Regions from separate parts of the Homo sapiens genome. Here region 2 is linked to region 1. Evidence: read pairs that join two places in POLR2A ChIA-PET (ENCODE). Cell type or tissue: OCI-LY7. All regions are shown on one strand. Each heading gives the region's core, and the rest is flanking DNA. Links, peaks and the distances in the headings are about the cores only. Region 1 overlaps HIPK1 (homeodomain interacting protein kinase 1). Region 2 overlaps RSBN1 (round spermatid basic protein 1).

Evidence for each region. Peaks named below come from ENCODE experiments on the same cell type or tissue, not always from the same donor. Only the 100,000 strongest peaks of a DNase experiment are listed, where the experiment ranks them.
Region 2: POLR2A ChIA-PET joins it to region 1 with 8 read pairs; 14 of 35 experiments call an interaction of 5 or more read pairs at or near these places.

Annotation. Positions count from the first base shown.
Region 1 is chr1:113,939,735-113,955,995 of GRCh38, reverse strand. It overlaps HIPK1 (homeodomain interacting protein kinase 1), which reads right to left. Exons shown (of 16, transcript NM_198268.3): 2 at 14,537-15,614; 3 at 3,107-3,230; 4 at 1,226-1,345; 5 at 347-433. The coding sequence starts at 15,612. Among named protein-coding and RNA genes, the nearest start is that of HIPK1-AS1, 18 kb to the right of the region's middle. RefSeq lists a silencer at 4,003-4,203. In OCI-LY7, for the core only: no CTCF peak of the experiment used is centred there; DNase peaks (open chromatin) are centred at 8,495 and 9,725; H3K4me3 peaks cover 2,844 bases; H3K27ac peaks cover 3,510 bases.
Region 2 is chr1:113,760,444-113,776,704 of GRCh38, reverse strand. RSBN1 (round spermatid basic protein 1) reads left to right here. Exons shown (of 7, transcript NM_018364.5): 5 at 8,316-8,483; 6 at 9,498-9,606; 7 at 10,252-14,873. The coding sequence ends at 10,725. Among named protein-coding and RNA genes, the nearest start is that of PHTF1, 9.1 kb to the right of the region's middle. In OCI-LY7, for the core only: no CTCF peak of the experiment used is centred there; no DNase peak of the experiment used is centred there.

The DNA of each region.
Region 1 (16,261 bases), core at 7,728-11,727:
TGACATAAGTGTGAAGTGTTCAGAGTTCGTAACATAATAGGCGCTCAATAAATATAATTCTTAAGTATTTAATAGAGAAAATGGGACAAGAAACTTTCATAAGTAATATTTTAAAACACTGCTATGTAACAAGACAAGTAAAGCAAGAGAGAAATATGTAATTCTAAAAATATACTTGGTTAGGATTTAAATGTTCCTTTACTACATGGTGGAATATTAATGCATTTTTTATAAAAACTGAAAACAAATACTAGAAAGATAACATTAAATTTGTCTTTAGTATAATCAACAGAAGTGTCTCTGATTAAAAATAAATGTCTGACTTTCTGAAACTTTCCGTACTCACCTGAGCCATGTCATCTAAGCAATTAAAAATGTACTTCCGAGCTTCTTTTGATTTTATTCCAGTCTCCAGTTCATGTTCTTCAGGTGTCTATAAAATAAAGATTTTCCTCCTTAAATTCCATCTGTATGTTATTTTCACATTTTATTCAAAACCAAAGCCAGAATACAAGAGACAAGTGTGGTCACCTTGCCAACCATAGATGGCAAACATGAAAGTAATTCACAACCAGAAAATCTTCCAGTGGAGAGATGTGACCTTGATATCTAGCTACCCTTTCAACAGTGATAAACATGCAAGTAATGATACAGCACAGTTCCTAAAGAATGTCAGGTAAAAGGGGACACTACCATTGTTCTCTTAAAGCTACTTTCAAATAAATCGATATCTCAAATGCTAACTGTTCAACAGACTCAGACACACAGTCACAGGGTTAGTCAAATTACTCAGATATTTCTGAACCTGACAGAGTAGGCTCAGAAGTAAAAAGCAGGTATTTGTTTCAAGAAAAAATATAGAAGTCCTGAATGTGGGCAGTTAGAAAATTTGTGATTTTATCATGTTCATTGAGAATTCTCTAAAAATCAGTCATTACTATATGTCTCTAGTTCTATCGCTTAATGGTGAGCACTACCCTCCAAACTTTCTATCAGCTGTGGATTGAACATATACAAAATAACCTCAGCCAACTGAACTAGCAATTAATGTTTTGTTTTTCAACTGAGGATAAGGCCAAACAGGTACAAAGAAATAATTTTTCAAAATGCTTCCCCCTCTCCTTTCCCTTCTCTACCTGAAGAATTTAATAACTAAACTTTGAATTCAAAATTGGGGAGTGAGGGGTGGAGTACAGGAGTCGGAAGCATAGTAGGGAAGACAGACCTTAAGCCTCCACAGTGGGTACCCCAAATTAGGATCTCTGTTGAAAAACCTGGTTGTTTTTGTTCCGGCACTGAGAAGATATTCAGCTGGCAAGCCTTGTGTTTGTGAAATATAACGAATCTGAAACATCAAAACCATCAAACAACTATTTGGAGTGAAAAGGGAAATTATTAAAGGCTTTTACACTAAAACATCATTAACTTTAGGCAAAGGAAGAAATCAAATCTTTAATCAATACAACTGAAATTTATCTGTAAATACCTATATATACTAATCCATCCACAGCTACTGTATCTATTATTTACAAGGAAATCCAGTTTTGAAAATTTTGGCTATAATCTTTTTTGCTTTTCCTGTTGACTTCTAATACTTCAAATCTGTGGAATCTACTACAACTCAGATAACTTCCTTTCTAAATCCTGTAGCTGGAAACCAAAATACCATGCAGACATTGTAAATGACAAGGTAGAAGTGTATTTACGGACAAGTAAAGATATTTGACAATATAGGCCAGGCATGGTGGCTCACACCTGTAATCCCAGTACTTTGGGAGGCCAAGGTAGGAGGATAGCTTGAGCCTGGGAGTTTGAGACCACCCTAGGCTGATATAGCAAGATCCCCGACTCTACAAAAAATAAAAGAATTAGCTAGGCAAGGTGGCATGCACCTATAGTCCCATCTACCTGGGAGGCTGAGGTGGGAGGATCACTTAAGCCCAGGAGCTAGAGGTTACAGTAAGCTGTGACAGGCCTACATGCCAGCCTGGGTGACTGAGCAAGACTCTGTCTCTAAAAAAATAAAAACTTAAAAACCACAACAAAAAAACTGGTGTACTTACTGTGTACCAGACACAGTGTTAGGAGCTGAGGATACACTGGTGATGTGAAACAATCTCTACCCTCAAGGAGCTTACATCATAAAGGGCAGGAACATTTTTAAAAAATAAGAAGAAGGCCAGGCACGGTGACTCACACCTGTAATCCCAACACTTTGGGAGGCTGAGGCAGGTGGATCACCTGAAGTCAGGAGTTCGAAACCAGCCTGGCCAACATGGTGAAACCCCGTCTCTACTAAAAAATACAAAAATTAGTTGGTCATGGTGGCAGGCACCTGTAATCCCAGCTACTCAGGAGGCTGAGGCAGGAGAATCGCTTGAACCAGGGAGGCAGAGGTTGCAGTGAGCCGAGATCGCGCCACTGCACTCCAGCCTGGGTGACAGAGCAAGACTCCATCTCAAACAAATAAAAAGAAAAAAGAAAAAATAACAAGAAATGAGAATTCACAATTTACTTCCATAGTAAAACATTTTCCCTTAACGGACCAATTCCTTAGGAAATTATACCATATCTCCTAAAGTTTGTCTATTTTTAGATACAGATCATATATTACTACAACTCAGATGATTTCCTTTCTAAATCCTATCTTAGCGACCCAGTATGTCACAGCTTCTGGGACCTGAAGTGTTTCAGTCTGAAGAAAGTACTTCAGTGTGTCATGCGTAAAAGTAAATTATAATAGCTCCGAGTAAGTAGAAGTTCTCTTTTAAAATTCCAGTTCCTCATCTTTACTCTACTTTCCTAACTCACAAAGCACATAAGTTAATGAAAGTTAAGTCTCTAATAAATCATTACAGATCTAGCAAAGTATCAACCTTAATATAAAATAAAATTCTTTTTTTTATTATAGAATTGCAAACATACTTTAGCCTAAGAAGCAGGAAGAGAAAATTATACTATTCTTTAAAAAGTTCTTTAGTAGCAATTGGACTACTCTTTCCCTATTATCTAAATACTTCAGTAGTACTTAGTACTTCTCTTTCTCCAGAATCTAATTCACAAGTAACTATTTGCATTCTATTTCCATTCAAATAAACACTTTTACCTGATCATATTCTGAAGCACCAGGATAAAGAGGCCATCCCAGGAACAGCTCAGCTATCACACAGCCCAGTGACCACATATCAATAGCTTCACAAAATGGTAACCCAAGAATAATTTCAGGAGCTCTAGCAAAAACAAAAAATATCAGATTAAAAAAAAAAAAACATTATTTGGGAAAATTAACTACATGACTAAGTCCTGTTTTAGTATTAGCTAAAGGAACATTTATTCAATGAAATGGAAAAAAAATCTTTGGTATACAATCCATCATCTGAAGCTCAGGGCCAGATGTGTTTTGGAATTCAGAATATTTTGAATTTCAGAAAGGTAATGCAGAACACAAAGTACACATTATATAATAATCCCAGTGGAGTTCAGGGCAGTGCACTATAATCAAACACATTAATATTTCTGCAACAAAACATGGAACAGTCATACTAAGTTGGCTAAATAAAGACTTCAAATAGCTTAACAATGGTTCAAGTCAGGTCTTGCCAATTAAATGAATTTATACCAAACTTAAAGAAAAATTTTCATTTATGAGAGCTTTCTGAATTTTGCAATCACAGATAAGGGATAATAGATTTTTTTTATTATTATTCCTAGCACCATTTCAATCATAAAAAAAAAAAATCAATTAAAAGGCCTGGTCAACTGGGCACAGTGGCTCATGCCTGTAATCCCAGCACTTTGGGAAGCCGAAGCGGGTGGATCACCTGAGGTCAGAAGTTCAAGACCAGCTTGGCCAATATGGTGAAACCCCAAATCTACTAAAAATACAAAAATGAGTCAGGTGTGGTGGTGGGCGCCTGTAATCCCAGCTACTCAGGAGGTTGAGACAAAAGAATCGCTTGAACCCAGGAGGTAGAGGTTGCAGTAAGCCAAGATCACACCACTACACTCCAGCCTAGGAGACCCAAGACAGTCCAAAAAAAAAAAAAAAAAGCCCTGGTCAATAAATAACCCTTCATGACAGAAATGCCTTCTGGAAAAAAAAAAAAGAAAAAGAAATGCCTTCTGAAGAGACATGGTGTTGACAGCACACTCTCTAGAGCCAGCCTGTCAGGGTCTGAATCCTAGTTCCATCATTTAATAGCTGCAGGTATATTACTTGATCTCTCTGTGCCTCAGGTTCCTCATCTATAAAATGGAGACAGTAAGAGTTCCCACCACATAGAGTTGTTGTGAAGCTTAAATAAATATATGAAAGCTTTTAGACCAGTGCATGGCACATGGTAAATACTAGTAGGTGTTAGATATAATAACAGTATTATGTTACCATTATTTTAAAACTTTGAACTCTTAGTGTGCTTTTTAGAAATATTCATTAACAGTCCAAGTGAGAAATAAAATGCTAGGGAACTTTAAAGAGATGACTAAGGTAATCCATAACTCAGACGTTTATATATACGAACACATCTAAAATAGAATTATTATCCCCATTACAGAAGAAGAAACTGAGAAAAAGAAAGATTAAGTTATTGGCCTAGAGTCACAGTCAAATAAGTGGCAGAGCTAGGATTTGAATCCCTGCAATCTGGCTCCAGAATTGAGTATATTATATATTACACTGTTTCTCAATAAGTAAAAGTACATACTCATCTATGTAAATTTATATTTGACATGGTGGAATACAAGGGCAATTGTCAAACTATGACTAATTAGGCAATAAGTGGGTTCAAAAAGAAAATAATAGGTAACACTAATAGCAATAATAATAAATGACACATAAATATTGCCTACTATGTGCCATGCACTGTTCTAAGTTCTTTATAAATGTTGAGTCACTTAATCCTTACAACAATCCTATCAAAGTATTATTATGATGTCATCAATTCTAAGATACACATCTTTTTACATGTTAGCACCTCTGAAATTAAGAAGATTCTTACAAATGATGGTATATTTTAGTTTAATGGCAGCGCTTTTCCTTTTTTAAGTGGTACAAAAATAATGTATCTTATAATCAATGGCATGTTAGATTCTATGCAATAAAAGTATTACCTCCATTTTACAGATGAAGAAACTGGCACTAAGAGGTTAAAGTAACTTGCCCAAGGCTACATAACTACTAAAAGATGGTGCCCTTGGCCAGCGCAGTGGCTCACACCTGTAATCCCAGCACTTTGGGAAGCCAAGGTGAGTGGATTGCTTGAGGTCACGAGTTCGAGAACAGCCTGGTCAACACGGTGAAACTCCATCTCTACTAAAAATACAAAAATTAGCTGGGCATGGTGGCGGGCAGCTGTAATCCCAACTACTCAGAGGCTGAGGCAAGAGAATTACTTAAACTTGGGAGGCATAAGTTGCAATGAGTTGAGATCTGCCACTGCACTCCAGCCTGGGCGACAGAGCGAGACTCCATCTCAACAAAAGAAAAAGGATGGTACCCAAGCTATTTGGATCCAAGATTTCAGCTCTTAGGCACTGGATCATCTTCTCCAAATAATTTCCTTTCTTTCTTACAAGTCATGGAATTATAATCTATAAGGACACTCCAGATCCAGATCCAGATCCAGATTCAGATTCCTCATGTTACAGGAGTTAAATGGAAAACAGATCTTTCCGTGAAGAACCATCTAACTGGCCGTGTCTCCTCACAGAATACCCAGGTTTCTCAAACTACTTTCAAGTGATATGTGCTTATTGTTGTTTTGTGTATATGTGCAGGGGGTTGAGGGAAGGCAAGGATTAAGCAAGGAGAATATAATTTCCCTAAATAAGAATATCCCTCCCCATCTAAGCAAACTAGGCATAGAAGAAAAAAAAAATCCTCCCCTAGTATTTATACATAAATAGTGGCCCTTAGAAAACAGTAAATCTGGGGACTCCACAGGGCCTGAAAGCTTTTCTGATCCTTAAATACAAATAGCAGTCGACCCAGGCCTCTTCGGGCTTACACTTTTTAACAGCTATGGGTGGAACCACCAATATCATCAGTTTTTGTAGTATTTAATTTGAACTGTGGTTTTGTTTACCAAAGAAATAACTGGCCGGGTGCGGTGGCTCATGCCTGTAATACAAGCACTTTGGGAGGCCGAGGAGGCTGGATCACCTGAAGTCAGGAGTTTGAGACCAGCCTGGCCAACATGGTGAAACCCCATCTCTACTAAAAATATAAAAAATCAGCCAGGTGTGGTGGCGGGCACCTGTAATCCCAGCTACTCAGGAGGCTGAGGCAGGAGAATTGCTTGAACCCAGGAGACGGAGGTTGCAGTGAGCTGACACAGTGCCACTGCACTCCAGCCTGGGTGACAGAGTAAGACTCTGTCTCAAAAAAAAAAAAAAAAGAAAAGAAAAGAAGTAACCCTCAAAAGTGATATTCCTGTTGCAGGTGGCTAGAGGCACATATTACTGATGGAATTTCAGAGTTCAGTGAAATCTCAACCATAATGGCATGTTTTCAACACTGCACAAGTTTGACAGGCGCATTAATAAGCTAGTAAGACTACCCAGAAACAACATAAAAGCTTTTCTAAAATTGAAAAGGAACAAAATTTTCTACTCCTAGTGAGCAGAATCATTAATTTCCAAGTTCATGACAATGCCAAAAATAGCTGGCAGGGGGAGCACAACTGGCAATGAGCCAAAATAAAAACTGGGTTTAGAACATTCCAAAGCATCAATTGGAGGGCAGCATATTGATTTTGCTATTCCTACCATACTAGAAAGACATTTTAAAGTCCAAAAGGTAGGTCACAGAGAATGGCCAGGCCACTCTATAACTTTCTTCTTTAAAAGGTAGCGATAACAGGCCAGGCGCGGTGGCTCACGCCTATAATCCTAGCACTGTGGGTGGCCAAGGCACGTGGATGGCCTGAGGTCAGGAGTTCAAGTCCAGCCTGGCCAACATGATGAAACCCAGTCTCTACTAAAAATACAAAAATTAGCTGGGCATGGTGGCAGGCGCCTGTAATCCCAACTACTCCAGAGGCTGAGGCAGGAGAATCGCTTGAACCCGGGGGGCAGAGGTTGCAGTGAGCCAAGATTACGTCAATTCACTCCAGACTGGGCGTAAGAGCGAAACTCCGTCTCAGAAAAAAATAAAAAAGGTAGCAATAATATATGATAACTGTCTCGAGCTTAAAGTTTTCTGGGAAATTAAGGAAAATATCACTTCCACAGCCCCCAAGTCCCATTTAATTAAAAAAAAAAACTGAAGATTAGCTGAAAGTTTTTTCATTTGGTCTCACCCTGCTTTTGGAGTGACAAAAGCAGCTAAGGACTTCCAGCAAAAGCTCAGTCAAAACAGCAACTCTACCGTATCTACCTTATAAAAAGGCAAATAGCAAAAGGAAAAACAAAAAAAGGAAAGCAGTTTAAAAAAAAAAAAAATACGGCCAGAAACGGCGGTTCACACCTATAATCCCAGCACTTTGGGAAGCCAAGGCAGGAGGATCACTTGAGCAGGAGTTTGAGACCAGCCTAGGCAACACAGCAAGACCCAATCTCTACCAAAAAAATTTAAAAAATTAGCCAGGTATGGTGGTGCATGCCTGCAGTTCTAGCTACTCAGGAAGCTGAGGTGGAAGGATCACTTGAGCCCAGGAGGTCAAGGCTGCAGTGAGCCATGATTGCGCCACTGCACTCCAGCCTGAGACCCTGTCTCAAAAACAAACAAAAAAGCAGTAAGGCTGCTTAGTTCACTGAGGGTTTTGTATTATTTGGGCCTATAAATGTTAGACTTACCCAAACTCTACGAAGCAAAAAGACAAGTTATTTTCTACTTTACTGAACAGTAAGGCATCACTAGAGCAGGTTTATCTCTAAGGACTGAATACTTTAAACTGTGAATCCAGATTATAATTATTAGAATTATTTTCATTACATCTTTCCTCTTGGCCTCCTTATTTCTTAATCCCTCAATATAAACTCTACAGACACGTAAAACTCTGGTTCTACCTCATTTGTGTAATAAGGAAACAGAGTTAGATAATTACTCTTCTAGGTCCCTTTCCAGCTGTAACATTCCAACAACTGGGCAGTAAAAAAGGTTATCTACAGAAGCACAGGAAAGTGAAAGAAACTGTTAAAAACTGGCAGTGTTCACTTCAGTAGGAAAATGGCATTAATTGTGCTTTGAACATGGCAAGTCTCCTCTTTGAAGACACATCCCATCCTTAAAAAACAAATACTAAACAGGCTCTGGTTATTACAGCTAAGTGATAGAAACAACAATCCCTGCCTTTTGATTCCCCAACTTCAAACTTCTTTAAGTTGAAAAATTCTTCCAACCAACATTGTTGAGGTTAATTTCACTGGCACCCAGAGCAAGCTAAGGTTAGGATCACTTAACACAAATCACTCTGATTATTTTCATGAACATTTTCGTTTCTTTCTTCCTATCTCAGAGACATCAAACCTACTTACTTACCAATTAGAGAGGTTACATAAAACCTAACTTCCTGCATCAGTGGCTTAGGTGAAACTATATTTTGACTGCCAGAGGAAATTAGATTATTTGTTTGTCTAGGATAAATGGAAGATACGTTTTCCTTCTCTAGACCTTTTCCTTCCGTAAGTAACAAAGTGATTCAGCTTGAAATAAAGGCTGGCTAGTTTGTTCAGTAGGGAAAAACATTCAGCCTGTAAGCATGGCAAACCTTTGTCTCTAAAACTCAAGCCCGAAAGACAGGAGCTTTGCTTGGAGTCTGTGCACATTTACAGTGAGCCAGAGAGTAAAGTATATTATTTCCACTGCCTGAATCATTTAGCCATGCCCAGGGCCAATGGACACAGCAAGTTGGCAAATTTATGTGAGCTGATAATACTGGCATATTATCAGAAAGACAAAGCAAGGTAAACTAAAAAGGTGGGTAAGAGAAGGACTAGCTTTGGAGTCAAAATGCTTCACCAGCCAAACAGATTTCACAGAGGTTTTTTGAAAGACAGAAGGGTGAGGACTTAATGGACTCTAATATGGCAACAAAGCAACATCAAAGAAGCTTAAGAGGACCACTGCGGGTAAAACTAGTGATAAAGAAGGAATGCCTGAGCTGCTGTTCCATCTGCCTTAGGCTCATTATCAAGTATTACTGTGACACAACAGAACACTCATGTTAAATCCTAAACACTGTCAAGCCCTGGGCACTGAACTTCAGTATACAGAGTAATTACTCAGTAATACACAGAATGAACTCCTGTTTTTAAGAGGCAAACTTAGCTCCACTTAAAATTATAGTCAACAACTATATTGCAGTGAATTTAAAGAAAGCTTTGTCGAAGGGTAACTTTGAAGATTTGAAAACCTTAGTTTCTATAAAAAACAAAACCAAAATGAATCAATTGACAGCTTAAATTAAAAGGATAAAAAATACAAAGATCAGCAACCTAACACTGAAAATTATTCAAATGAATTACACATTACAGAAAGCTAAGCAGCCAAATAATTCATTTTATTTTGTATTAACATGCCCCAATTATAACAAAGCCAAATAATTTTTATCTCCTATTGCTCTCCCTTTTTCAATTTAAAAACTACTCTGTTATCACAAGAGAATGCACTTTGTCTTTGACAGGGCAAACAAATAGTTAAAGAACACCTGCAGGCACAGAGTCAAGACAGAAAGGAAGAGCTGATCAGCCCTCTTCCTTCAGCTGTGGTCTGCCTAGTCCCTCCTGAGGACTCAAAATGGGATGCTGCGCTGAATTCTTCAGTGCACCTGTAGAGTATGTTATATATATGTTATGTTGGTGTGGCTGGTGGTGAGACTGCTCAAAGGAGAGCATTAAAAAGCAAATGTAGTTGGAACCTAAATCTCCCAAGGCATAAATAAATAAATGGAGATGACATTCTTAAAGTTAGCCAAGGTTGCCTAGGGCAGCATAAAACCAGAAAACAAAGGCTCTAAGAGTTTATTTACCTTACCTCAAGTAAAAAATACCAGTTTTATAAAACTGTGAAAAGATATAAAGAAATAAGGATGGACTGACTTACTATTAAGCTGTCAATACTACCCAAAGTCATCTACAGATTCATCGCTATCCTTAATAAAAAGCAATTATGGTTTTTGTATAAAATAGAAAAACCCATCCTAAAATTTATATGGACCCTCAAAGACCCCAAATAGCCAAAACAATCTTGAAAAAGAACAAAGTTGGAGGTCTCACACTTCCTGATTTCAAACTTACTACAAAGCTACAATAATCAAAACAATGTGGTACTGGCATAAAGACATATATAGATTAATGGAATAGAGAGCCCAACATTGAAAATGGGAAAGCAATAGAAGATAAGAATTATTTGTATATATGTTCAAATGATTCCAACAAGGGTGCCCAAACCACCCAATGCAGAAAGGACAATCTTCTTAGCAAATGGTGTTTGAAGAACTGAATAGTCACATGCCAAAGAATTACACTGGATTTGTACCTTGGACCATAGACAAAAATCAACAAAGAATCAAAGACCAAAATATAAGAGCTAAAACTATAAAACTCTTAGCAGAAAACATAGGGGAAAATCTGTATGATTTCGACTTAACAGTGACTTCTTGGATATGTCACCAAAAGCACAAGCAACCAAAGAAAAAGTAGACAAACTGCACTTCACCAAAGTTAAAAACTTTTCTGTGTCAAACACTATCAACAGGTAAAAAGGCAACCCAAGGAATAGATGAAAATTAAGTATATAGAGTATACAACTCAACAACAAAAAGCCCAATTCAAGAAATGAGGAAAGGACTTAAATAGACATTTCTCCAAAGAAGATATACAGATGTCGGGCACATAAAAAAATGCCAGGCTGGGCATGGTGGCTCATGTCTGTAATCCCAGCACTTTGGGTTGCCGAGGCGGGCATATCACTTGAGCCTATGAGTTTGAGACCAGCCTGGGCAACACAGTGAAACCCCGTCTCTACTAAAAATACAAAACACTAGTCAGGTGTGGGGGTGCATGCCCGTAGTCTCAGGTACCCGAAAGGCTAAGGTGGGAGGACTGCTTGAGCCTGAGAGGTCATGGCTGCAGTAAGCCATGATTGCACAACTGCACCCCAGCCTGGGTGACAAAGTGGGACTCTGTCTCAAAACAAAACAAAATAAAACAAATGCTCAACATCATTAATCATTAGGGAAATACAAATCAAAACCACAATGAGATACCACTTCACACCCATAAGAATGGCTATTATTGACCGGGCCCGGTGGCTCATGCCTGTAATCCCAGCACTTCATCACGAGGTCAAGAGATCGAGACCATCCCGGCCAACATGGTGAAACCCTGTCTCTACTAAAAATACAAAAATTAGCTGGGCATGGTGGCACCTGTATTCCCAGCTACTCAGGAGGCCAAGCTAGGAGAACTGCTTGAACCTGTGAGGTGGAGGTTGCAGTGAACCGAGATTGTGCCACTGCACTCCAGCCTGGCAACAGAGCAAGACTCCATCTCAAAAAAAAAACAAAAAAAAAACAAAAAAAAACTATTATTGGCCAGGCATAGTGGCTCATGCCTGTAATCCCAGCACTTTGGGAGGCCAAGGTGGGCAGATCACCTGAGGTCAGGAGTTCGAGACCAGCCTGGCCAACATGGTAAAACCCCATCTCTACTAAAAATACAAAAATTAGCTGGGTGTGGTGGCAGGCACCTGTAATCCCAGCTACTCGGGAGGCTGAGGCAGGAGAATCCTGGGAGGCAGAGGCTGCAGTGAGCCGAGATCGCACCACTGCACTCCAGCCTAGGCAACAAGAGTGAAACTCCATCTCAAAAAAAAAAAAAAAAAAAAAAAAAAAAACCCATGGCTATTATTTAAAAAACAAAACAAGGCCAGGAGTGGTAGTTCACACCTGTAATCCCAGAACTTTGGGAGACTGAGGCAGGAGGATGGCTTGAGGCCAGTAGTTTGAGACCAGATTGGGCAACAAAATGAGACCCTCAAAACACTGTCGCCACAAAAAATAAAATAATAGTAATTAGCCAGGTATGGTGGAGTGTGACTGCAGTCCTAGCTACTTGGGAGGCTGAAGTGGGAGGACTGCTCAAGTCCAGGAGTTGGAGGCTACAGTGAACTATGATCGTGCCACTGTACTCCAGCATGAGCAATAGAGGCAGCCCCTGTCTCTGTAAAAATAAACAAACAATATTTTTAAATAAAAAAAATAACAAATGTTAGAGAAAATGTGGAGAAATTTGGAATGCACATCCACTGCTGGTAGGAATGTAAAATAGTGCAGCCTCTGTGGAAAATAATTTGGTAATTCTGCAAAAAGTTAAACATAGAATTATCATGTGACCCAGCAATTCCACTCCTAGCTATATCCCCAAAAGAACTGAAAATAGGGACTAGGATACTTGTACACCAATGTTCATAGCAGCATTATTCACAACAGCCTAAAGGTAGCAACAACCCAAATATCTACCAACAGATGAATGCATAAACAAAATGTGGTATATACAAACAATGGAATATTATACAGCCATAAAAGGAATGAAGTTCTGATACATGTTACAGCATGGATTAGCCTCAAAAGCATTACACTAAGTGAAATAAACTAGACACAAAAAGACAAATATTGTATGATTCCACTTACATGCAGTATCTAGAATAGGCAAATTCATAGAGACAGAAAGTCAAATCAAGATTACCAGTGGTAGGAAGAAGAGAGAATAGGGAGTTATTGCTTAATGGTTAGAATTTCTGTTTTGGGTGATGAAAACATTTGGAAATAGTGGTGATGGTTACACAACATTGTGAATATACTTAACAGACAGCAGTGATGGTTACACAACACTATGAATGTACTTAACACAATGAGTGGTACCAAATGGTTAAAATTGTAAATTTCCTATTATAAACATCTTACCACAATGTTTTTAAAAAAGGAAACATGCAGATGACATTTTTTCTGAGTCCTTGTATGGGTTAAAATATCCTCACATTATTTTCACACATAATATAAAATTCTTAATTCAGAATTTCTATTTCCTCAAATTTTATTACAGGCATCTGGCATGTATAGCTCCTTATAAACATATTTTATAGGTTATCTATGTTTTTATTATTTCACTTCTTGATTGGATGCTTACATGATTTGTATTTAATGTATGGCCATTAAAACTAAATATTAGATTCCTTAAAATTAATAACTAGGCAAGTAAGTAAATGGGTGCTGATAAAAAGCACATTTTAAAAGCCTTGGTTATGGTACAGACAAAATTGTATATATCAGCATTTACATACTGTCCCAATAATTATTATATATTAAAATGGTAGCTACATTAAAAGTATCAATCTAGAAATATATATCATTAAAGTATAAGGTACTTGGGTCAAGGCCATTCTAGGATAACCCATTAAGTTCAAAGTATTTAGAGAAAGTTAAAACAGGAAGAGATTGTAGCAACCATGTAATTCAATTCATGCTACTACAGAAGAAAATGTAAAAGAATAAAATGTTACTAGAGTTAAACCTAGAGTTATTCCCACGTTATTTTACCTGCCAAGATAAGAGGTTCGAAAAAACAGCAACATATGCTCAGATTCATTACAAATAAGTAAATATCTTTGTGTATTTCAAGACTCTTCAAAATGGGAAAATGGCTGGGCATGGTGGCTCACGCCTCTAATCACTTTGGGAGGCTGAGGCGGGTGGATCACCTGAGGTCAGGAGTTCAAAACCAGCCCGGTCAACATGGTGAAACCCCATCTCTATTAAAAACAAAAAAATTAGCCGGGCGTGGTAGCAGGTGCCTGTAGTCCCAGCTACTCAGGACAGGAGTAGCAGGAGAAATCACTTGACCCCAGGAGGTGGAGGCTGCCGTGAGTCAATGTCACACCACTGCACTCTAGCCTGGGTGGCAAGTGAAACTCCATCTTAAAAAAATAAATAAATAGGCTGGGCACGGTGGCTCACGCCTGTAATCCCAGCGCTTTGGGAGGCCGAGACGGGTGGATCACGAGGTCAGGATATCGAGACCATCCTGGCTAACACGGTGAAACCCCGTCTCTACTAAAAATACAAAAAAAATTAGCCGGGCGTGATGGCGGGTGCCTGTGGTCCCAGCTACTCAGGAGGCTGAGGCAGGAGAATGGCGTGAACCCAGGAGGTGGGGCTTGCAGTGAGCTGATATCACGCCACTGCACTCCAGCCTGGGCGACAGAGCGAGATTCTGTCTCTAAATAAATAAATAAATAAATAAAATAAATAAAATGGGAAAATGAGGTAAAATAATACTAAAGAACCAGGTGCTAGTATAATTCAACTAGTAACAACTTTCAGAATCAGACTGAGTTAATTTTTCCAGTGCTAGATAAAATTTCAGAAATAAATGTCATATATAGGAATGCCACACACATAGAATGAGCTAAAACATATCCTATTTCTATCTCAGAATCTATAAACAAATTCATTGCTATATGTAGCCTACGGGGTATATGTTAAATATAAGGACAGAACTCTAGCCTAAGATACGATTTTCAGCATTTGCCACTTGCCTGTAGTAACGTGACTGTAAGTAGGTTGAGCACACAGCTTTGGAAACGTGACTAGCAGAACCAAAGTCAATGACCTTCACTCGGTAGGGCTGGCGAACTGGATCAACCAGCATGATGTTTTCAGGCTTAAGGTCAGCGTGGATCAGACCAAGACTCTTGAGCTTCATCAAGGCTGTGGCCACCTGCTGCAAGATTGGTCTGATGTACTTGAGTGGCAGTGGGCTAAATTTGTTTTGCTTTAGAAAATCATATAAGTTCTGCTCCAACATTTCAAAAACAAGGCAGGTGTGATTCTTATGCTGAAAGCACTCGTATGAACGGACAAAATTATACTCATCAGCATTTTCACTGCTTAGGCGGGAAAGGATGCTCACTTCAATCTGTCCTTGTCTGGCATAGGAGGGGTGGTTCTTCAAGATTTTAATAGCCACAATTTCCTTGGTGCTCCTCTTCCAGCACTTAGCCACCTGTCCAAATGTCCCCCGGCCTAGGAACTCCAAGACTTCATAGCTATTGGTCATAGAGCAAAGGATCTCATGCTGGACCAGCTGGTAATCCCCTTCTCCGCTGGAACTGCTACTCTTTGTGGTCACAGTGGTGGTTGTGGCAGCAGCACCCACCACAGTCCTGTTTTGCAGCATGAGAGGGGGATGTTCTTCTATGATCTGCACACTACCGTTGCTGTCAACTTCCTCACTTTTTCGTTTCAATCCACATTTTTGATATGGCTCAAGCAAAGAAACGTTGCTTCTGTGAGTCAGGGTCTGGCTGCTTTGGAAGGTTGATGTAGCAGCACTGCCCGAGCTATCAGCGGCTGTTACAACAATATGCTCCACTGCAGGAGCTGGGAGGAGGAGGCCCTGGTCGTAAGCAGGGATGTTGAAATTTGCTACCTGGTGAGAGGAGTTGGCTTGCCCTTGTGTGGCTGGGAGGGTTTTGCTGTGGGTATAATATTTGTCGTTGCTACTCTGTCCTGAAACATCCCAGCCAGAGGGCTCTATTTTCAGTTTCTTCGCACTGCAGAAGGCACTCGACGACACTGATGGGGGCGAAAACACTTGCAGCTGTGATGCCATACCTATATTGAGAGAAAGGAAGAATTAGACCACAAGGATAAAAGATACAAGGCTTAGATTTAAAACACACAAACACACACACACACTTTTACTTGATAAAAGAAACATGATGTAATAATGTTCTCCTCTTCTCAAAAACTAATTCAATCTTGACCTATATTCATAGAAACAGTGTACAGAACGTGCTGGACAAAGTGAAGATTATCCACTCTGCTCAGGTCATACATAAAATGCATTCAATTGTCTACCACATTTTAAGATAAAAAAGTAACCAGTATGGGCCAGGCACAGTGGCTCAAGCCTTTAATTCCAGCACTTTGGGAGGCCAAGGCAGGAAGATCTCCTGAGCTGAGGAGTTCGAGACCAGCCTAGGCAATGTAGTGAGACCCTGTCTCTAAAAATACTAAAATTGAAAAAAAAAAAAAAAAAAGTAACCAGGATGATGAGAAAGCTAGAGTATATTCTGAAGAACCGAGGAAAGTTAGCAGAAAAATATGAGGAAAGGATGTAAGAACAGTCCAGCTTTCTGTCCCTGAATATCCCACAGACACTTCCAGCTCAATAAGCCCACAGATTAAACTGAAAGCTATTTTTTCAGAATAAAGTCCAAACATCTGACATAGCACACAAGCCATTTCATATTTATCTT
Region 2 (16,261 bases), core at 10,069-14,068, 180 kb after region 1:
GCTATAGGTGTGTACCACCATGCCCATCTGATTAAAAAAATTGTTTTGTGTATTTTATTTTTGTAGAGATGGGGTCTCACCATATTGCCCAGGTTGGCTTTGAACTCCTGGCCTCAAATGATCCTCCTGCCTCAGCCTCCCAAAGTGCTGGGGTTACCGTCCCACAGCAAACTTAATACATTTTCAAAACTTAGCTTGAGCTGGGCACAGTGGCATATGCCTTTAGTCCTAGCTACCTGGTAGGCTGAAGTAGGAGGATCAGTTGAGCCCAGGACTCCACGACAAGATCCTGACTCAAACCCAAACCAAAACCAAACAAAACTTAACTTGGACGTCACCTCCTTTGTGAAGTTTTTCTTTCCTTCCTTAGGTAATTAATTGTTCCCTACAATGTTCTGTTCATTAAAGTTTTGTTTACATGTTTTTATTTTCTACTAACATTTGAGGTGTGCTTTGGGAAGACAGGGACTATTTTATTCATCTTTGTCCTCATGACATATACTAGGTAACCAGTATTTGCTACATGAAACCAATAATGTTCTATAGGACCGAGCCTCAGTAATTCATATTGTGCTAACATGTTTTGTGTTTCAGACTTTGAAGACAAATGTAGATTAACTCACTCTCTAGTACTTTGAAAAATCTAATTTAATGAGACTGAAAATGATCTATACCTGCTTAGACTACGAAAATAGCAATTCAAAATAAGTGCCCAGAAGTGAGTTTTAATGGACTAATCTAAACCTTAACTTAAGGCTCATAGGAGAATGATACTTGAGCTAAGTATGGAATAATCTTAGGTACTTGAAATGTATGAAAATACTTTGAAAACATTATGTACGATGCAGGGTGGTGGCATGGTAAAAACCCAGGAGTCATTTGAAAGTTCTGCACATTGCTAGATTATAGCAGTTTTTGTTGCAGGATGATGACGAATCTTGAAATCTTATTAAATTGTTAAATACTATATACATTTTTTGTTCTGTAATCTTTCCTCAAAAAATGACCATCATTTGTTTCCTGATTTTTATAAACTTAAGAAAAAAGTAATAGGAAAGAGTAAAAAGAGGGCAGGTGCAGTGGCTCACACCTGTAATCCCAGAACTTTGGGAGGCTGAGGCAGGCAGATTGCTTGAGTCCAGGAGTTCAAGACCAGCCTGGGCAACATGACAAAACCCTGTCTCTAGTAAAAATACAAAAATTAGTGTGGTGGCACGCTCCTGTAATCCTAGTTACTGAGGTGGTTGAGGCATGAGAATCGCTTGAACTCAGGAGGCCGAGGTCGCAGTGAGCTGAGATGGTGCTTCTGCACTCCAGCCTGGACGACAGAGTAAGACTCATCTCAAAAAGAAAAAAAAAAAGAAGAGTAGAAAGAAGGCAGGCTGGGCATGGTGGCTCACACCTGTAATCCCAGCACTTTGGGAGGCCAAGGCAGGCGGATCACCTGAGGTCAGGAGTTCGAGACCATCCTGGTCAACATGGTGAAACCCCATCTCTACTAAAAATACAAAAATTAGCTGGGCATGGTGGCAGCCGCCTGTTATCCCAGCTACTCGGGAGGCTGAGGCAGGAGAATTGCTTGAACCTGGGAGGCGAAGGTTGCAGTGAGCCGAGATTGTGCCACTCCACTCAAGCCTGGGGGACAAGAGCAAGACTTCATCTCCAAAAAAAAAAAAAAGGTAGCCACCATTTAGGCATATTAACCTTTCAAATTATATATAGCCATAAATAATCTTTTTACAAAATCCATTCTTTGTGTGATGTTTACTTTAAAACTTGGGAATTTTTACTGTATGGTTGTATCAAGATTTATTTAACCAATTCTTGGTTTTTGTTTTTGTTTTTTCTTTGAGACAGGGTCTTACTCTGTCACCTAGGCTGGAGTGCAGTGGCATGATCAGGGCTCACTGTAGCCCATCTCCCAGGCTCAAGTGATCCTCCCACCTCAGCCCCACCAAGTATCTGGGACTACAGGTGCCTGCCACCATGCCTGGCTAGTTGTTTTTTGTTGTTGTTGTTGTTGTTTTTGAGACAGAGTCTTGCTCTGTCACCCAGGCTGGAGTGCGGTGGTGCGATCTCGGCTCACTGCAAGCCCCTCCTCCCGGGTTCACACCATTCTCCTGCTTCAGCCTCCCAAGTAGCTGGGACTACAGCCTCCCGCTATGATGCCCGGCTAATTTTTTTTTTTATTTTTAGTAGAGATGGGGTTTCAACGTGTTAGCCAGGATGGTCTCGATCTCCTGACCTCGTGATCCACCCGCCTCGGCCTCCCAAAGTGCTGGGATTACAGGCGTGAGCCACCGTGCCTGGCCTGTTGTTTTTTTTAATTTTAATTAAAAAAGAGTTGGCCCTCACCAACTCTTTATTAGTGTAATTTTTTCCCAGGTTTTCAATGTAAACAGTATTTTGAAAACATGATACTGGTGTGCTGGAGCCAGTTTGTACCTGTTCACAAAGGCCATCATTAGCATCACTTTCCAGTTCCACATTGCGTGATGTCACGTTAGTAACTGGAAATCATTCGTGTTAGGTGTATTTATACCATAGAAATCAGCAAATCAGCTAAAATCAGCCACCTCCCCTGACCCTCAAGTCAGATGTAAAGTATATAGAGCATACCACTGATTGTATATGGATGGAAGTTTGGTAGATATGTATGTTTGTGCATATGCGTGTTTGTTTTCTTTTTTTTTAATATTTTTTGAGATGGAGTCTCACTGTGTTGCCAGGCTGGGGTGCAGTGGCGCGATCTCGGCTCACTGCAACCTCCGCCTCCCGGATTCAAATGATTCTCCTGCCTCAGCCTCCCGAGTAGCTGGGACTACAGGCATGCACCACCATGCCCAGCTAACTTTTGTATTTTTAGTAGAGACGGGGTTTCACCATGTTGGCTAGGATGGTCTCGATCTCTTGACCTTGTGATCCTTCTGCCTCAGCCTCCCCAAGTGCTGGGATTACAGGCGTGAGCCACTGCACGTGGCCATGCGTGTTTATATTCTTAGTAAAAATTCCTAAAGTCTCAAAGTATACACATTTCTAATGGGCTTCCAGAAATATACCAATTTATATACCCACTCATATAATACAGTTCCCTTTTTCTCATACTCTCCACTAACATTTTAAACTATATTGATCTGATTGGATAAAAATGTCCCATTTTATTTTATTTTAAAAAATTGTTTTAGACAGAGTCTTGCTCTGTCACCCAGGCTGGAGTGCAGTGGTGCGATCTTGGCTCACTGCAACCTCTGCCTCCCGGGTTCAAGTGATCTCATGCCTCAGCCTCCCAGGTAGCTGGGATTACTGGCGTGCACCACCACCACTGGCTAATATTTGTATTTTTAGTAAAGAGGGGTTTCGCCATATTGGCCAGGCTCGTCCCAAACACCTGGCCTCAAGGGATCTAGCCACTTCGGCCTGCCAAAGTGCTGGGATTTCAGGCGTGAGCCACCACGCCCAACCCAAAAATGTCTCATTTTAATTTGCTGTTTTTTGAGGGGTTTCTTATTTTGTCTTTGGTGATTTCCTTTTAATTTCCTTTATACATGTTTCTATTTTGGTGTTTTTCTTTTGTAAAAATCCCATATATATTATGACTATTAAGCTTTTTTTCCCTTCTGTTCCAAGTTTTTATCTTTTTTTGGCTTTCAGCTTCGGTGTTTTTTTCTTTACTTACAGAAGTTTTTGTTTATATGATCTATCCTTTGAGGTTTCTCCTTTAGCAATAGGCTTAGAAGAGCCTTCTTTTATTCAGTGTTATAAAATACTCACCTACATTTTCTCTTAGTACTTCTGTGCTTTCAGTATTTACATATTTAATCCACCTGGAATTGGCTTCAGTATAGAGGAAGAGATTTACATGTTTTTCCAGGTAGTTAGGCAGCTGTACCAACATCATTTATTTAATAATGCATCTGAGGTGCCATCAAATTTTATTTCTGTTGGTATTAAATATTCTTAAGTGAGGCATTCAGAAGCATTTTGAATTAGAATTGAATGAATCAAAATGTAAATACTAATGTCCATCTTTTTGTGTTAGTGAAAACTTGTGGAAAATGGTGGAATAAAAATGTGAGAAGCTGTTCAGTTACCAAGGACACTGCTACTGAAGCTCATCTTTGGATTTATGAACTCTAGAGTTAAAGAAATATGTGTACAGAGTTTTTTAAAAATAAAATAATACAGCAAGACTTACAATGGAAAATCCTGCCCACTTTTCCTTCCCAGAGGCAAATATATTTTTACGAGAGGCAAAACCCATTTGTTTATAATACTTTTTTAAAAAGGCTTTGGCAGGGTTTTTTTTTAATTAAAAATTTTTTTAATCTTGTGTATATAATAGTTGCATATATGTATGATATACATGTCATGTTTTTATACAGGTTTTGATTTTTTGGTATGATAGCAGGTATTCCGTCCTCTTACATGTTCTCTGAATAGTTAGATGACCCCTACTTTATCCTCTTCCTCCTCATTTCTTCTTTCAGTCAGCTGTCCCTACACATTGCTGGGGTTAATTCATATTCTGTTTTTAAAATTATCATTAGGTCTTACATGCCTTGTCAATAAGTGGATTCTAAAATATTATGGCTAGCTATGTTTACTGCAGACCCAGCTATTAAGTTATTAATTCATATTCTAAGGTTTCAATGTTATATCATCACTCAAAGGAAGAATATGCAAAAGCATCTTTCTTTTCTATATTTCACCTACGTACTTAAAACCATGTCACATTTTTTGAAAGTTTTATATTTGGTACCATAACTTCTTTTAAAAAAAAGTCTTGTTTTTCCTGCAGTTTCTGATTGCCCTGTTTTTTGAGGTAGGAACATAAAAAAGTGTTCTGTTTTTCCTGCAGTTTCTGATTACCCTCCTTTTTTTTTTTTTTTTTTTTGAGGTAGGAACATAAACTTTTCTTGACCATCCTAAATATCTTCTGTTCTCTTTATTGCTTCCCATCTTTTTATTTATTGCTTCCATTCTCCTTACTGCTTATAGGGTTAGAGTTAAGGTACATTACTTTCTTCCAGAACCACGCTGACTTTCTCATCTGTTTGACTATGGCTTTCTTTTATAACCTTTTTTTTTTTTTTTGAGAGGACATTGGTGTTGGTAGTTACCTAGCATTCTGTTCTTTTATCATATCCTCATGCCTTTTAGAATTTTTTTCATACTGTCTGCTGTAACATATCAGTTTTTTTATGTGGATATCTTTTGGAACTCTGTGTTCTGCCTATAGAAGGCTTATTTCAGTTATCCACCTAGGACTTCCTATTTAATGCTTTTCTGCATTAACCTATGGTTGTTGTTTTCCTAGATTTATTTCCTTCTCTTGCTTAAACACATTCTCAAGGAATAGTCTTAAGAAAAAGGAGGTATTCTGAGTTATTATATGTCTGAAAATTTCTTTTTCTGTTAATAAACATGATTTATAATTTAGCTGAAGTCCAGAAGTTGTGTTGTCTCTTAGTGTTTTTAGCAGTGCTCTGTTGTCTTCTGGCATCTAATATTATTTATGAGAAGTCCTAATGCTAGTGTAATTTTTATTCTTTTGTAGGTATCCTATTTTTTTCTTGTCTGCAAGCTTATAGCATCCTCTATCATCAGCAGTCTGAAATTTCACAATATGTCTTGAGTCTTTCATTCTTATTTTTTAATTATACTTTTTGTTGTTTAGTAGTCACCTTAAATTGAAAGATTCATGTCTCCTTTCCTTTCTGATAATTTTTCTTACTTAATTGGTTTGGTAATTTCTTCTTCATTTTCTCTTATTTCTTTCTGAAACTACTATTGGTTGAATAATAGAGCTCCTGGTTTGATGGTCCTCATATTTCCTATTATCTTTTTGCTTTTGATTCGGAGACATTTACTGGACTTTTGTCTTCTAACCTTTCTTTGGTGTTTTAAAATTTTAGCATTGTTCATTTTGGTTTTTCTCTGTCAGGCTGCTATCTTCAGAAGCTGGTGATTCTCGGTTGACCCATTCATATGTTAAAATAAAGCATTGGGTCTATTGTGAGTTCTATTTATATTTTGGTGAGTCTTGTCAACAGGTAGACAATTGTCAGTTGTCAACTTAGAGTGAACAGGCATAGAAATGGACACTAAATGATGTGCCCAAATTTCAGAGGATTATGTTCTATTTTTGTGGCAATTTCCATGTGTTTAGAGAATGTGCAGTTTTTCTGGCTGAAAGTTTATCAGGATGTTTTTGGCTATAAGCAACAAAAATTTTGGTTCAAACTTGTTTATAAAATAAAATGTCTGTCTTGTATATCGAGAAGTCCAGAGAGGTTGGTTCTAGGCACCATATGGTCAGTGTGTCAGTGCTGTTATCAAGGGACCAGATTCTTTCCTTTTCTCTGTTCTAACATTCTCTTGGCTTAGGCTATTTACTTACACTAGCTCCCTTTATAGTTGCTAGATGGCTGAGGCAGTTCTAGACATCACATCTTGATTTGGCTATATCTAATAGAAGAAGATAGTATCTTTTCTTGTACTTCTTTCTTAGGAGCTAGGAAACTTCCCAGAAGTCTCTTCAGCATATTTCCTTTCATACTATTAGACAGAATCAGTTCATGTCTATTCCTAAATCAGTCACTGTCAGGGGAAATGAGCTTACCATAATTTACCAGTACTCATCAGAAATTAACTCTGGAGCTTGTGAATGAGGTCACATACAGGGCAGAATGAGATGCCTAATAAAAATTAGGGTTCTGTCAGGGAATTAAAGGGGAGGAATGGATGCTGGGTGGGTAGCCATAGTCTACTCCATGTGGGGCTAAATGTCTGTCTACATTTCTACCTGCAGGGATGACTTGTTTATTTGCAGAATTTCACTTTAATTCCCCTTTTCTCAGCCTCACTTCATTTCTGTTCATCATTATTATGCCTGGCTTCTTTTTGGACTCAGGCTTTTCCAAGGTCTGTTGGGCAGGTCTGCTGCCTTTTTGGCTGCTGATCCCTTCTTGTGTATTCTATGCCTGTGGCTTTCTCTGCACAGTTTTATTAGTCTCAGGTACTAGGATCATTTTCCATCTTGCAAAAGTTTGTTGATATTGCTCATTCATTAATTCATTTCCTTTGTTGCTTCTTATTCACTATCATCTTTAGATTATTATATTTAGAAATTCTTGAGCACATAAAAAAGCAGAAAACAATATAATAAACTGCTGTGTGTTTAATATACAATCAACAGCTGTCAACTCATGGCTAATTCTGTTTCATCTGTACTCTAATCCATTCTCCCATCTAATCCCCACTTCCCCTATTATTGGTTTGAAGACTTTTACTTTCATTTTAATGTAGAAGGAGATAACATGGATGCCTGGTTTGCAATCTTGAATCAGAACTCTAGTTTAACTATAATAGGGTCATTGCCTGATGCACATGGCAAGTCAGTACACCAAAACAGCAGACTGCAACAGAGAAAGTTTAATTGTAGGGCCACTAAAGGAGGAGATGGGAGGAAATCTCAAATCTGTCTCCCTGAGGAGTTTGGGGGTGAGGGTTTTTAAAGGTTTTGGAATGGGCTGATGTGTGGAGATGTTTATTGGTCCGAGAGTACAAAGTGAAGTCATGGACAAAGGGATGAATAAACTATTATCATGCTGATTAGGTTTTTCTGTGGGGGTCTTTAAATTGGTTGGCAGCAGCTGTTTTGCCAGAATTCAGGATCTGCTTAAGCCATTCTTAACATCAGAGATTCTATCTTAAACAAAAGCCTTATGATGCTAACACTAGAATTCTTTTTTAAAAAAAGTATATATATATATATTTTTTTTTTCACAAAAAGGTTTTCCCACTTCCAAGAAATTCTATCTGTAGGAACAACAGGGATGCAAATGGTCAGTATCTAGTGTTACCTGACTTTTAGTTATAAGAAAGTGGGTCTAAGTGCAGCCTGATTAATGCTTAATTATAGCTATATTTCCATCCAGAGTTTTGTTAACTGTGTGAGGGCAGCCTCACTAGTAGCATATTTTGAGAGTTGGAAATAAGATGAATGAGGGTAAAGAAGCCTTAAACTTTGACTTTTATTTTCTGTTGCTAGAACAGAAGCACTACATTTGAGCCTAATCTAAGATATATTTTCAGCTTTATTATGGCACACAGGGAGAGGAAGGTAATTACATTAAGCATTATAATATAGTGTGTTAAATGCTAATGATCATAATCATTGAACCCTTCTCAGTCCTCATCTTATTTAAATCTGGTATTTTAGCAGACTTTTTTGCCTTACTGCTATTAATTAATTTTTTTTTGGTCTCTTTCTTCCTTGCTTACCCTTTGTTTAACAACCAAATCAACTCTAGATCAATGAATGAAATAAAAAATCTCCAGTACCTACCTCGGACCAGTGAACCCCGCGAAGTTCTCTTTGAAGATAGGACTAGAGCTCATGCTGATCATGTCGGTCAGGGGTTTGACTGGCAGAGTACGGCTGCTGTTGGAGTTTTGAAAGCTGTACAATTTGGTGAATGGTGAGTTAATTGAACTCAACTGCAAGGTTGGTTAATATTGTATAAGACAATGTGGACTCTATTTAAAAGGTTTAGGACCAGTTTTTTAAATTGTGGTAAAATACACATAAAGTTTGCCATCTTAACCATTTTTAAATGTACATTTGGTAGAGTTAAGCATCTTTACATTGTTACGAAACAGAGCTCCAGAACCTTTTCATCTTGCGAGGCTGTAACTCTATACTCACTGAACAACAATTCCTCTTTTACTCTCACCCCCAGGCTCTGGTAACCATCATTCTACTTTGTTTCTATGAATTTGACTACTTTACATATTTCATATAGATGGAATCATATAGTGTTTATCTTTTTGTGACTGGCTTATTTCTCTTAGCATTGTCCTCAGGATTCATCCGTGTTGTAGCAAGGGTCAGAATCTCCTTCCCTTTTTAGGCTGAATAATAATTCATTGTATGTATATACCACATGTTGTTAATCAGTTTATCCATCAGTGGACACTTGGGTTGCTTCTACCTTTTGGCTTTTGTGAATAATGCTGGTGTGAACATGGGTGTATAAATATCTCTTCATGTCCCTGCATTCAATTATTTTGGCTATACACCCAGGAGTGAAGTTGCTGGATTATATGGTAGTTCTATTTGTAATGTTTTGAGAAACTACCAGACTGTTGTCCACAGTGGCTAAACCATTTTATATTCTGTTGGGGCCCAGTTTTAACAAAGCTCAGGACATGGAGATACAAAGTGGCGAGAGGACTGCAAATGCAACTAGTTTAGAATAAAACTATTCTTTTTAGCCATTTTTGTTTTAATTTTACAACAGCAAATCTGATTTTTATGGCTTTTTAAGCTTTAGTTTTTTTCAAATTAAAAAAAAATTGTATACCTAGTCCTTAGAAACTATGCATCTATTTCTCTGCTGGTAGAAGCATTTCCAAGAACAAAAGAACTGAAATTTGTCATCATTTTTCATTGTGAGATGTTTGTCTCTGAAACTTAATTTTGTTAATCTTAGGAGTGACCAACCTCGCATAACCAAAGATGTGATTTGTTTTCATGCTGAGGATTTTACTGATGTTGTACAAAGACTTCAGTTAGATCTTCATGAACCTCCAGTTTCCCAGGTAATAACTTATGTTTTATCACCATTTGCGATATTAGAAGTAAATATCTATACCCATTTTATTTTGAATTTTATCTTACAGTCTGATATGTGGGATAGTGAGTTTAATTTTATTACTGTTAAAGACTGGGGTGGGGGTGGTGCTGAAAATCATTTAAACAGAGCTTCCCTAGCAGAATGCTTGAAATCCTTTCAATCTTTGGGATACCAGGTGGGCCTGGGATGGTTAGAGGTCCCAGGCGGCTCAGTTATGGCCATGAGCTGTCTCACTTGTTAACCCCATTGCACTGTGTCCCCTCAACTGCAAAAGGCTGAAAGACACACTAAAAGAAAAGAAAACATGTTGCCTTTATGTGTGGTAAAGAATATTGATACTTAGCTGTACTTTGAAATACTTAAATGATTCTCTAAGCCATTCTGATTTTAACCTGTACTTTGTTACTAAAGAGGTAGTAAAATAGGAGGAAAATAATTTCCCAGGCATTACAAGAATTTTTAGAGAGTTACCTATCATTTAGTGTTGCTTAATTTTAATTTGATTATTGTTATGACACATTTTGTTTCTACTGTTTTCCTTTGCTAATTATTTCACTTGACTAAATTATTACATATTTTAAAGTCTCACGTAACTTTTTTCTTTCTTCAGTGCGTACAGTGGGTAGATGAAGCTAAACTAAACCAAATGAGGCGGGAAGGCATTCGTTATGCTAGAATTCAGCTTTGCGACAATGATATCTACTTCATCCCTAGAAATGTCATTCATCAGTTCAAAACAGTTTCGGCGGTGTGCAGCTTAGCCTGGCATATAAGGCTTAAACAGTACCACCCTGTTGTGGAAGCCACTCAAAACACAGAAAGCAATTCTAACATGGACTGTGGTTTAACTGGAAAGCGAGAATTAGAAGTTGACTCCCAATGTGTGAGGATAAAAACTGAATCTGAAGAAGCATGCACAGAGATTCAGCTGTTAACAACTGCTTCATCATCTTTCCCACCTGCATCAGAACTTAATCTACAGCAAGATCAGAAGACTCAGCCTATTCCAGTTTTAAAAGTGGAAAGTAGACTGGACTCTGACCAGCAACACAATCTGCAAGAACATTCAACCACTTCTGTGTGATATGTACATATTCAAACACATTTTTTAACTTTTTTAAATTTTGATGTGAAGTTATAGTTTTATAACTGGCTTAAGTTAAGTTTTATTGGAGAAATCTTGCCTATAATTCTATAAAGAGAAATGACATTCCACAAATGTCAAGCATATCTTTTTTACACAGATTATGCAAAGTTAAGAGTTGTATCTTATCCCGTTAGTACAGTATGTAATAGTGGGTCTGCTGCTACTTTCTGTTTTAAGGTGTGAGGTAACAATTCAATCTCTTCTTCAAATCAAAATGAGAATTCTCTGGAATAACAGATTCTTGTTTGGTAAATTATTCACTTCCCTTAATTTTATCTTGCCTTGTCTCTTGCCATATTTGCTGTTTTTATGGATAAATAAGATTTATGGTTTAGTACTTGTGTCTTTATGGCACAGGTTCAATTTCTACAGTGAAAATGGCATAGGTTGCAGGAAAGAATTTCTGCATCTGGTACATGGGCAAGTAAGTTATTTAGTTCTAACCACAAATAACAAGTAGTTTCCAAGGAAATTTCAGTGGCTCTCTGGTTTCTTAACAAAAGAGAAAGCACAGCACTTTCTGATCCAAACTGTCTTTTTTTTGTATCTGTTATTTAAAGCCCAGTGGATATTTCAATTAAAAAAAAAATCTAAAGATGAATAGTCCTTGGTCATTCATTATCCATGGCTCATTAATCTCTTCTAGAATATATGCTAACTGTTGAAGATATTTTGGGTAAAAGAGATAATGTTGACATGATACTCTATTGTTCTGCTTCCTGGCATCCTCACATTTTGTGGGGATAATTTTGCTTCCTAAACTGATCACAACTATTAAACTTAGAGAATAATAATAGTCTTTCTGATGAGGCTGCCATATTTTGAGCATCAATCTTATGATAAACTATTCTTGTCACTTGGCATCAACCTCTTCATGATAAATATCTACTACTGAGACACTTCAATTCACAGTTTTAACTGGTGAATACCTGGGTTTATTTACTATTACTCTGTGTTGCTATTTTCTAAGAAAGAATACAGCACTAGACTTCATCCTAGAGTTTCAGGTAGGCTAATGCTTAGTGCCTGAGTATTTAAATTTTCTTTTCAAACAGGCACAGTTCACATTGCTAGTATGGTCCTAACTTTCTGTTATTTTAGAATGTTAACATGATTCACATTATACTTTCTCTTAGTTAATAATACAGTAGGCCTTTTGTTTATTAATGGAAGAGTACTCCCCACACCTAAGACCAGATTCTTATATCTCCCTGGTTACAGTGCAATTTGGAGATTTTTTTTTTTTCCTGGATGGTAAGATTTGAAATATTTACATTAACATAGGCAAAAAAAAAAAAAAATACAAGATGCTGCTTTATTATGTCTGTCACCATGAAAACTTAGCTGCATCTTTTGAAATATCAAATATGAATTTTCTCTAAAATATTCTGAAATAGGTTAAATCTTATATAAATATTACTTTGTGCAATATTGTTGTGTAGTTAAATGCATATTAGCAAAGTATAGAGGTCACTGTGTAAACCGATAGAAAAGTAACCATCAGCAAATACTGCAGTGATTAGTTAGAATCTGTATTATTCCTTATATATATGTATATGTATGTATTCTCTGTTACAAAGGATGAAGACAAATAGGGATACATTTCAATGTAAACCATTTATGAATTGGAAGTGATGTTGGCTTTAGTTATCTTTGTAAATAAGGTAATTAGAATGGTATGAAAGGTAATGTGATTATTGCAGGGGTGTTTTTAAATCTTGGGTATAAATTCTAGGGTAAATTCCAGTTTATCCAGACTAGTTTTTAACGGGACCTGCCTTTGAGGGTGTTTTTTGTTATTTTGTTGGGGAGGGGTTTAATCACAAAGTGTGTGGGTTTGGGTTATTTCTTGTTTTTATTTTTCTGTCCAGAAGAGCTTTACCAGGCTGTGCAAAGTAAAATTCTTCTCAGGCAACATTTGCTTTTAAAAATAATCATGAAGAGAAGGCTGTTAAAGCAAAAATTTTTTTTTTTTAATTTTTTCTTGTCTTCCAAGATCCGATTTCCCCATCTCCCACTTGCCATCCAGCAGATGCCATCTGTCATCCAAGCTGGTCATTGCTAATAAACAAGGAGACTGTCTCCTGACAGCCAGCACTGTGTATTATCACTCAGGAACCAGCGGATCTGCAAAGACCTACAATCAAAAGCAAATCCCCATTTTCCTTTTATAAAACATTCTACCCTCACCTCCAATATAAACACATTAAAAGAGTACAATAAAAATGTTTAAAATCATGTACTAATAAATTCATTGTATGTTAGAATTGCAATAGAATGAAGAGAAACATTTAGCTAGTAACGTGATCTGAAAACTGAATGTCCTATGTGAGTATTAGATTTTAATAGCATGCTTTAAAGACTGATGAGTATAAAAGCAGAAGTTTTGCGTTTTTTACTGCTTTCAAAGCTGTATCCTAGTTTAGTGATACAAATGATTGCAATTTTTCTAAATCATTAAATTATTTGGTTTGGTGGAGTGAGGCATGGAGCAATCTGGCGTCTTCTGATTTGTTAAAGTAGTGATGGCAGTGAAGTTGTAACTGAAATTTAAGCTGATCTTCCTTTTTGGTATATTATCCGTTGTGCCAGCTCTTGAGATTACTTGCACAATGTGGCTATAAGTTTTAATATTTTGTGGAGCAGAGGGATGGTTTTTAAATGTGCTTATGGAAAGGACCCAATAAATGAATATTCCTAACTTAGTAAAGTAGAATAATTTCATGGTATTCATTAAAAAGCATAAAAGTCTTCCTCTTGCCCCAGAAGTAATTCTCTATACCAAGATATGCTAGGAGTAGGATGATGATTCAAAGTGGTAACCCAAATTCATAAAGCAATAATAATAAAAACCTATATAGTATGTTCTCTCCTCCAAAGTTTTAACTCTAAAAATTGGTTCCTAGGTTTAATTGTACCTTTAATTTGCTTATTCAGTACTTAGAATTTGTTTAACTGGTACTTTTATTATTTTTTAGTGAAAGACTTTTGAAAAGTGCCCTTTCCCCTTAAGAGACAGTTGGAATACCAGTTGACTAATATTACAAGCTCTTGTAGGGGGAAAAAGGAGCTTATTAAAGTTGTTTACTAAACTTTAGGAAAAGATGTCTTGCATCAGTCTTACTAGGCATAAAAGTCACACTTAATGACTGGAAAAAACTTGCTTATTGCCTTTCCCTATATAAATATTAATTGTCTAGAATGAAAGCTAATATAGGAACAAGACTCCCAAATCCATGAAAACGCTTAGTGAATATATTCTTAATCATTAATAAATTAGCCCATTATATTTTCATCTGTATTTGCCATAAAAAATTTATTTGCATTTATGCCTTTAGGATAATTTTGTATCTTTCTAATCTGTTTTATCATTGCTACAGGTTTTTAAAAAAGAACCTTTCACTAGCTAGCACATGCCAGAGGTTCACATCTGTTTTGTTTTTCAAACAGGTCGTAGCTGTATTTATTGGCCATGCAAGTAGAGGAAATGCACAGTACAAATGTTTTTCTTTAGCACGTAAGGGACCTATCCTTGTCTTGAAAGTTTGTTGCTTTAAAAGCAAGTATCTCTCCATAAATATTATGGCCTTCCATTTTCTTCATACATTTTTTAGGATCCACTTGTGCATGTAGTTGAGACCACTGTCTCTTAAAATATAGCACTTTTCAATTCTCTCTAAAGAAATACTTATGTACTACTATCACATGTTGTAAATTTTCATGTAATAGTGTTTTCTGTGAGTAAACTCCATTTTGATTGGCAGCTAAGACTTTTTTTCCTGTGGCTTTTATTTATCTAAGAGGTCTTTGCATATAGATGAAATGTATATTTGCCTGGCGGACTATTTGCGTTGTGTGGCCTTAGTTTGTTTATTGACATTAACGAGTGTTTTAAAAAGGTTTTTAATGAATAGTCTTAAATCTAAATTTGTGTGAATAATCCTTTTAACACAGTGCTTTTTTGTAGCTGTCTAAGTGTGTTAAATTGTTAAGCTATTTCTTTGTAAAATAGGACAATGGAATGCATAGTTTTTTTTTTTCCTGTAAAGTATTTTTTTAATAAAAAAAGTCTGATTTGTCCTTTACTGGTGTTTCATCACAAAATGCATAGCATATGTGAGTTCTAAATACCTGGAACCTGTTTTTAGAGGACGAATCCCTCACCTACTGTATCCCCTACTACTTCAAAAAAAATTTTTAGAAAATCTTATGACTTCTTTCCTAAAGATGTCTGGGGAAAATTCCATCCATATTGAGATGCAATTAGTTTGGGGGAAGAAGAAAAAATACACTTGACATTTGTTGTAGTTAATGCCTCTTAATTGCTTAAATTGGTGTGTATCTACTTAAAAGAGGACAGTCTTAAATTTTTATTCTGGTGATGTGGATTTTCTTGAAAGTGCATTGAGTATTAATGAAGATGGCGTATAGACTTTTATGTCATTGATGTATTAATGTGACACAACAAAATGGATTTCTTTCCTCATCAGTTTTTGTGTGAAGTTATCTTTAATTGAGGTACCTGTCCTAAGCACTGATAGCCTTTGGTTCTGTCTAGGAAAGGAAAAGAAAGGGACTTCACATTTTTTGAGTAACTGCCATGGGCCAGGCAGTTTATATGAGGGTTTCTCATTTAATCCTCACATCCTTAAGAAGGTGACTATCTCCATAATACAGGTGAGAAAACAGGCTTGTTAGTTGAATAAATTGCTTAAGATCACAGATTATTGGTTGGGAGCAAGGATTCAGACCTTGTTCGCTGGTAGCCGCAGGAAGCACTGAATAGTTTCCAACAGGGCACCTGAAAAATGGTTTACTACTTACCACTATTCTCTAATACTTCTTACCTGATTCAGTTCCTCCAGACACTCCCTGAAAATCTGTGTGCCAAACAGTGAAGTAAAGTACTTTTGCTATTAATGTAATTGAGGTTAAATATTTACGTGTGCAAAATTCGACGTTTTTCACTTGTCATTTATCTCTTTTTTCAAGTTGGCCATTTGTCTTGAAGCTCAACAGAATTGTAATGTTTAGCACTAAGGAAAGGAAAAGCTGTCAAGGAGCAAAAGCAGAAGGAAACCACTGCCAATGTGTGCAATATAAAAATAAGGGTAAAATAATTTTTACTTTATTTGAGACAGGTCTCTGTTGCCTAGGCCGAAGTGCAGTGGTGCAATCATAGCTCACTACAGCCTCGAACTCGTGGACTCAGACGATCCTCCTGCCTCAGTCTTCGAAGTAGCTGGGACTACAGGTGCGCGCCACCACCCCCGGCTAATTTTTTTTTTTTAAGAGACGGGGTCTGGCCATGTTGCTAAGGCTGGTCTCAAACTCCTGTGCTCAAGCTACATTTCCGCCTCAGGCCTCCCAAAGCGCCCAGATTGCAGGCGTGAGCCACTGCGCCCAGGCTGGGTGAAGTAATTTGTAAAACTTAGTCCTGTGGGAGTTATTTTAGCTTAGTCGATTTTCCTCA